Linked DNA regions of Homo sapiens: region 2 is linked to region 1. Evidence: chromatin loops called from intact Hi-C (ENCODE). Cell type or tissue: Calu3. All regions are shown on one strand.

Evidence for each region. A loop is a pair of places that touch in the nucleus more often than their neighbours do. Peaks named below come from ENCODE experiments on the same cell type or tissue, not always from the same donor. Only the 100,000 strongest peaks of a DNase experiment are listed, where the experiment ranks them.
Region 2: it touches region 1 in a loop (3-fold over the local background); 1 of 110 quality-filtered maps calls a loop at or near these places.

The regions. Positions count from the first base shown.
Region 1 is chr11:126,961,374-126,965,373 of GRCh38, forward strand. The region is part of intron 1 of KIRREL3 (kirre like nephrin family adhesion molecule 3); the gene reads right to left. Among named protein-coding and RNA genes, the nearest start is that of KIRREL3-AS2, 23 kb to the left of the region's middle. In Calu3, no CTCF peak of the experiment used is centred here; a DNase peak (open chromatin) is centred at 2,458.
Region 2 is chr11:126,870,342-126,874,341 of GRCh38, forward strand. All of the region lies in intron 1 of KIRREL3 (kirre like nephrin family adhesion molecule 3), which reads right to left. It overlaps LOC105369559 (a long non-coding RNA gene), which reads right to left. Exons shown (of 5, transcript XR_948149.3): 5 at 1-4,000. Among named protein-coding and RNA genes, the nearest start is that of KIRREL3-AS2, 68 kb to the right of the region's middle. In Calu3, no CTCF peak of the experiment used is centred here; no DNase peak of the experiment used is centred here.

The DNA of each region.
Region 1 (4,000 bases):
ACAAGAAAGCAAAACAGCCTTATTGCTGCTATAGAGAAACTTCTGGTGGTCTGTATAGAAGATGAAATCAACCACAACATTCTTTTAAGCCAACACCTAATACAGAGCAAGGCCCTAACTGTCTTAAATTATATGAAGGCTGACAGAGATGAGGAAGTTGCAGAAGAAATGTTGGAAGCTAGCACAGGTTGGCTCATGAGGTTTAAGGAAAGAAACCATCTCCATAACATAAAAGTTTAAGGTGAAGCAGTAAGTGCTGATGTAGAAGCTGTAGCAAGATATGCAGAAGATCTAGCTAAGATGCTTGATAAATGTGGCTACACTCAACAACAGACTTTCACTGTAGATGAAACAACTTTTTATTGGAAGAAGGCACCATCTAGGTCTCTCATAGCTAGAGAATAGAAGTCAAGGCCTGGCTTCAAAGTTTCAAAGGACAGGCTGTCCCTCTCATTATGGACTAACATAACTGGTGACTTTAAGTTAAAGCCAATGCTCATTTATCATTTTAAAAATCCTATTGCCTGTGCAGAGTAGATTGGAACAATGAAGGCTGAAGGACAGCACATCTGCTTACAGGTTAGTTTACTGAATATTTTAAGCCCACTGTTGAGAACTACTGCTCAGAAAAGAAGATTCCTTTCAAAATATTACTGCTCATTGACACTTAACCTCGTCACCCAAGGGCTGTGATGGAGATATGCAAGATTAATGTTGTTTTCTTGCCTGCTAACACAACACCCATTCTGATTTCTATTTCAAATCAAAAAGTAATTTTGGCTTTCAAGTCTCATTATTTAAAAATACATTTTGTTGAGGCTCTAGCTGCCTCAGATGGTGATTCCTCTGATGGATATGGGCAAAGTAAATTGAAAACCTATTGGAAAGGATTCATCATTCTAGATGCCATTAAGAACATGCATGATTCATGGGAGGAGGTCAAGATAGCAATATTAATAGGAGTTTGGAAGAAGTTGATTCCAATCCTCACGGATGACTTTGAGGGGTTCAAGATTTCAGTGGAGGAAGTAACTGCAGATGTGGTGGAAGCAGCAAGAGAAGTAGAATTTGAAGTGAAGCCTGAAGATATGACCGAATTGCTGCAATCTTGTAAGATTTTAGTGGATGAGGAGTTGCTTCTCATGGATGAGCGAAGAAAGTGGTTTCTTGAGGTGAAATGTACTCTCAGTGCAGATGCTATAAACAAAGTTGAAACGACAACAAAAGATTTAGAATATCCAATAAGCTTAGGTGATAAAGCAGCAGCAGGATTTGAGAGGATGGACCTAAATTTTAAAAGAAGTTCTATTGTGGGTAAAATGCTGTCAAACAGCATCACATGATATAGAGAAATCTTTCATGAAAGGAACATTCAAATTGATATGGCCAACTTCACTGTGGTCTTATTTTAAGAAATTGCCACAGCCACTCCAACTTTCAGCAACCACCACCCTGATCAGTCAGCAGTCGTCAACACTAAGGCAAGACCCTCCACCAGCAAAGAGATTATAACTCGTTAAAGGCTCAGATGATTGTTAGCACTTTTTAGCAATAAAGATTTTGTAAATTAAGGTCCATAAATTGCTTTTTAGACATAATACTATTAAACACTTAATAGACTATGGTATAGTGTAAACATAACTTTTATACGCACTGGGAAACAAAAAAAATTGTGCGATTTCCTTTATTGCAATGCTCACTTCCTTGCAGTAATCTGGAACCAAACTTGCAATATATCTGAGGTATTCCTGTGTTTGGAAAGATCTAGCCAAATAAAAAATAACCTTTTATAGCCTAAATGGCTGAGAGCACTGATAAAATAATGGAGAAGACAGGAACAGTTGTGGAAGAGATCTAGCCTTCTAACACTTAGTTTCCTGAAATAAAGGAAGTGTTAGCCTTCTCCCTTGCCATCCTTCACCAAACAGAACACACATACACACACACACACACACACACACAGACACACACACAGACACACACACAGATTCTTGAAAGTTTGGAAGCACTGATGCTTGCAAATAGGCCCATTAAAAGAAGATAAATCAACTGGAAATGCATAAAAAGTCTCATTTATCATAAGACGTGTTGGACAGGGTTTTGAGTTTTACATACATTTATTCTAGAAATCTGTTTATCTGTGCAACGTTTCTGAACAAAATGCTTTGTGACGAACCATCCTCTCCACTTGAATCTATATGGAAAGCAATTAAGTTCAAACCCCGAAGACAAAACATGATAAACACAGCAGGCATGCTATTGATTTGGAATTTCACAACTGCCCTTCTTCCTTTTGGATATCATCTCCTTATACCCCAAAAGGCCTCCTATACCTCCTACACTTATGAAATGTGTTTCTTACGTCTTCAGCCAAGGCAACTTCCCTGACTACTCCCTGAGGACTACAAACAATGAGTTACTTCAACATGTCTGGAGATGATTAACCTGAAAGTGGTTAAAAGTGCCACCCCTGGAGTGAATGACTTTCCTCAGCCCAGCCAGGATATGACTCCAATGCCAAAAATTTGCACATGTCCCATTTCCCCACCTGCACTTGTCCATAACGGAAGAGGGATGTGTATTTGAGCGAGGGGAGGTACAGAAAAAATTAGAAAGCCACTCAACTTATCCATATTACACTTTCAAATCCCTTCAGTGCAAGGGACCTATCTCATGAATTTTTTCATTTTCCATCTCTAGCAATTAGTGGGCAACTACAAGGTTTGAGAAAGAGAAAAACTTCATCTGTGCACAGGGCCTGGCTCAGTAGTTTCTTAATAAATATTCAATGAACAGCTATTGAATGACTAAATCTGTACATACAAAGCAGAGGATTCCAGCCCAGCTGATAGACTATTCCAGCCATATTCATAATCTGGGGTGAAAGCAACACATCTGTTCCATCATGAAGAGTGTTATTGATTAGCATGGTCAGATTGGTGTCCACTGTCTGACATCTGCAGACACAGGCTGGGTGGCATGTGGGCAACACCCCCTTCTCCCCCATAGATAGATAGTTTTAGCTCTTCAGTGAATATAATTGTCAGTGTGACAGACTCTAGTAGGAGTTTGCCTAGTCTGCACTTTATTCCATGTTGGGTAGGTCCTCCTAGAACCCCTCCTCCAAAGAAGAGAAATAAGAATCTAAGATCAGGAATTCTCTTAGAAACACTACAATAATCTCTCCTCAGCATTTCTGCACAAATGCCCAGGGGTACACCCAGCAACCTCACCCCCTGAGGGCCTGCCAACAGCTTGTGCTACAAACTCCTGCAAATAGGATTTATTAGAACAGAATCAAGTGACAGACTCAGAACGAAGGCAGCACAGATGAAGAAGACCCTGAGGTTCTATGCAGATGTTGACTTTTATCAAGGTCAACACTGAGATTTATTGACCCAAGAGGTAAATATTGATGGAGGCTCAGGAGGTCAATATTTGCCCCAAGGTGAATAAATCTTCCCAATGACCCTCAAACAGAAGTCTGTATAGAGTAGACTCAGTTCGAAAATGAATTAGCTGTGACATAGATTAAGATACTATTTCATTAGATTGTCTAGGGCATTGGAAAGCAATATTAATACTAAGCACTTCATGTTCAAAGTACTTTCCAAACATTCATTAAAGTGCACCTCCCTCTAGCAGATGCATAAAAGTGTTGTACTCCCAACTCAACAGATGGGATATTAGAGCCAAGAAAAAGTTAAGTAATTTTACCTAGGCCACAGAAAAAGCGGCTCAAGAACAGAGAGATAAAATGGAGATAAGTGTGAGTTAGGAGCTCTGGGGATGAGCAAAGGTCTACAGAACAGTGTCTTAATTAACATTCCTGGTCAAATTAATAAGTCCACTTGGTTTGATTACTTTCATTTAGTTAATTTATATCCCATTGTTCACAAATCTACTTAGGCTGTTCAATTGTATTGCTTATTTACAGAGATGCTTTTCGGCATTTACCCATGATAAACTCTACCTTTGGACATCGGTACTCAACTCTTAA
Region 2 (4,000 bases), 91 kb before region 1:
AGCCAGGCTGGATTCCAATGCTGTGGCTGGCTGGAGGTCCCATCCAGTCAAGTGGCTCGCCACTTAGGTCTGAACCAAAGAGCTAAACAGGAGCTGGAGAGCTCTCCCTGAAGCTTCCATCCCTGGCCTTTAGAGACCGAAGTCTCCTGAAAGGCAGGTCCTTGCAAGAGGTAAAAGGCTCAGTAGAATGCAGCTTCCTGGCCCGGCTCCCATAGTGGCCCCTCCTGGCTCCACCATACCCTCACCATGCCAGGCTTGGCAGGCCCCAAACTGGACAGACAGAAGCTCCCTCCAACCTCGTTTCCAATTCCACTCATGGCCGCCATCTATTTGCACAGCTCATCTGGGAAGGCAGCAGTGATAATGTGAGCAGGAGTCCAAGAGGTCACGAGGCATACCCAGCTCCTGCCATTACAGAGGAGGACAGCTACCCAGAGCACACTGCCCCTCCCCACTTCCAGTGTAGTTCCTGCACTGCCCCTCCCCACTTCCAGTGTAGATCTGGGCCCCTGTACATGTGGCAAGACCTGGAAGTGGGTTCCCTGCACAGAAATTTTCTGCCTACCTTACAGAAAGACTGGACCAAAACTGTTCTACATGGCCACAACAGGCTTGGATCTCATTGCTCCAGAGAAGCAGGTCTGCCCATGCCCTGGAAGCTGGCTCAGTTTGGGCTCTGGAGCCAGGAGCAGACATCAAGAGCATCCACGGAGCCTCTTTTGATGAAAGGAGCAGATGATGCGAAATACAGTCCAAATGGACTCTTCGGAATCAGTTCATCCCTCAAACAGCGGTGTACTGCCACTCAAAGCATGCCGAGGACACTGCCGTCTGCTCTGACACCTGAGTTTGAGTTGTGTGTCCTTTGGAAGGAAGAATAAGCAAAAATAAGTGACTCCCCCTCACCGCTCATAAAGAACTTCTAAGTCTGAGTGGGGAGGGACATGCAGGACCACCTTTGAGAGAAAATCAAGAAGGAGGCCCTCAGCACAAATGGCAGGCATGCTGGGTTGTTTAGGTCCTGTTTCATGCTACATTATGCTGTGTGACTTTGGGTAAGTCACTTACCCTCTCTGAATCTTCAAAGGCTTCATATTTGCACAAAACTCTTCCACACTTCACAGAGTTTGAAAAACCACAAGAAAGAAAGGAAGAAAAACTTTTATCCAAGAGCAGGTATGAGGCTTCTGAATAAAGCTGAAAGTAGTCATTCTCCTGGACTCTTTCAGGAGAGCTGAGTTACCTTGTAGATCTACTATGAGAAAACCTGGATTATTGAGGGGCAAAGGGGCTTTTTGGTCATTTGCAGTAGCCTCTCCCTTGAAGAAGCAGGAATCACCCTTGTGGCATTTGTTTGAGCATCTTCATGATAATGGGCAGAAAGGAGCTTGTCTTTCTTGGGTCAGGAGCAGGGAGGTGAGGAGTGATCAGAGGAGACCTGAGTCTGGCACTGAAACCAGCTATACTTTCATCCAACACATTTCATCAGGTCCTGAACACTGAAGACACCAGTGAACAAAGAAACCCCCAGTGCCTGTCTTCATGGGGCTTACATCTGTAGGACACCCTGCCATCAGAGAGTGGAAGAGGAGGTGTGACTGGAGTGACTCAGGATATCCTCCTGTTTCACCACAGTTCCCTGGACTTTGTACTTAATGCAGACAGTGGCTATGAGGTAGGAAATCAGCAGAGCTTGTTTTCCCAGCAGTGGTCACAACCTGGGTTGTCACCTTGCTGATTGGAGCAGGATCTGGTAGAAACAAGGTGCAGTGAACAAGCTGGCCAAAACCAGCAGACAGTGATGAAAGTGACCTCTAGTTGTCCTTACTGCTCATTAACATAAAAAGATACTTCTAGTAGTGTCATGACACTTTACAAATGCCACATCAATATGCCATGGCAATGACCTGAAAATTACCTTGTATGGTTCCAGAAACTCCCTGCCCCTTTTCTAGAAAGATCTAAGTAACCACCTCTTAATTTGCATGTAAATAAAGGGGGTATAAACACAGTTGTCAGCAGCCCATATGCTGCTATTCTGGGCATGGGCACGGGGCTTATGGGGTAGCCCTGCTCAGCAAGGAGCGGCTCCCCTGCTGCTGCTGTATGCTGCCACTTCAATAAAGTTGCAAACTGATTTCTTTCACCATCATCTCCCCATTGGATTATTTCCTGGGTGAAGCCAAGAACCCTCCCGGACTAAGCCCCAATTTGGGGGCTCACTTCACCTGCATCATTTACATCAAACAGCCCCTCTAAGGGACCTTAGGCCTTGTTATCTTTGAAAAAATGCTCCAGAGTGTCTATCTTTTCTTTCTCTGTCTCCCTCCTATCCCACCCCATCCTGGGCTTGTTTTCATCTTTGTCAGTGTGGGTACTTTCCTGCTCTGTGCTGCCAGAATGGTGCTGAATATGAATGAGAAAGTAAATTAGATACTGATCAGCTCTCCATTTCCATAGTGTGTTGAATAATACCCCATGACAACTGGGGTTTGAAAGGTAGCCCAGCTCTGGGAGCAGGCCTCCTGGGCATCTAAGTGACGGCCACTGTTCACCAGCTGTGCCGAGTTACTACACAGCCTGGAGGTCAAGTCCTTCTCCCATAATCACTTGGATGGAAAATTAAAGCAGCCTGCTCCCTCAATGGTTATACATTCTGGCACAGAAATTAACAAATTCCCCCAGAATCCATAACAGATACATCTTTGTTCAGCCAAAGAACTTTGATATAAATTGTAGCTTTTTAGGACGGCTCTGTCAAAAGTGTAATATATCATGGAATAGTGAATACAAGTTCAAAAGTACATATAATAATATAATTAAGATAGCTTGACAAGAATGTATTTTAAAAGTATAAAATACCTGCAGGTATAATAGCTTCATAAAGTCTGTCAGATTTACTTCTGCTGTGAAGAAATTTAAAATGTTTTACTTTAATGTGATGCAAATGAAGGCTGAGGTATGCATATAACACAGTCCTTAAAAAATAGGTAGAGGGAAAAGAATAAAAGTCAGATTCAGGCCAAACAAGACATTCAACTTTGCGGGTGACTGGATAATAGATCAAGCAAACAGATTGGGGAGCGATGCCGGGCTGTTTGTAGAAAACACCAATTTCACATTTCCCTCCTTTGCTGGCTGCAGGAAAGTATGTGTTTTTATTCAAAATTAATGATTCCCTTTGTGCATTTTTCTTTTTGCTCACAAGAGTCAAGCATAATTCTTGTTTAAAGCAAAAGCAATTTTTATATAATTACTAGCTCATGAAAAATTATTTTTCAATGTATTAAAAGCTGAGGAGAAGAGTGGGCGAGTCATACCCTGCACACACATGTCCGGAACACCTCAGGTCCACAAAGAAGAGCTGCCTCCAGGTGAACAGGAGTCCAGGCATCTGTCCAGCCTCATCCATACACTGAGCAACAGTATCCCTCACTTGGCTGACTGGGTGCTTGGACAAAAATGCTTTTTCAGGCAAAGAAGCAGTAACTGCCTACCTCGTGTACAAGAACACCAACGTATGGAATTACAAGATTAATGCAATCAGCAGGGCCACATATTGGGGCACCCAGACCACCTTCCACTTCTAACTCTCCTGCTAAAAACTTTTTTTTCCAAGAATTCTATCTCCCCAGCCTGGTGGTTTGCACCGTCAAGACAAACCCAGTAATGTCCACATCTTTGCACCTCCCCTTCCTGTGCAGATCTGATGTACTAAGGTGATGCAAAGGCACCTATCCCCAACCGTTACTTAAATGAAACCTTCTGGCCTGATAGCATTTGCCAAGCCTTCATTGCTTTCTCATTTTCTCCTTCCCCATTGGCATTAGATCGAAAGGTCTCTGAGTTAGCTAGCTACCTGGTCTCAGGAACTCTCCTAAACTTCCCCAGCCTTGGTCATGGTTTACAGTAGAGTCAAAAGTCCCTTCCCTTGAGACATGGCAGAAAATTCTGATATTTCAGCTCTCCAACCATGCTTATGAGGGTAGGTGCTTGCCAA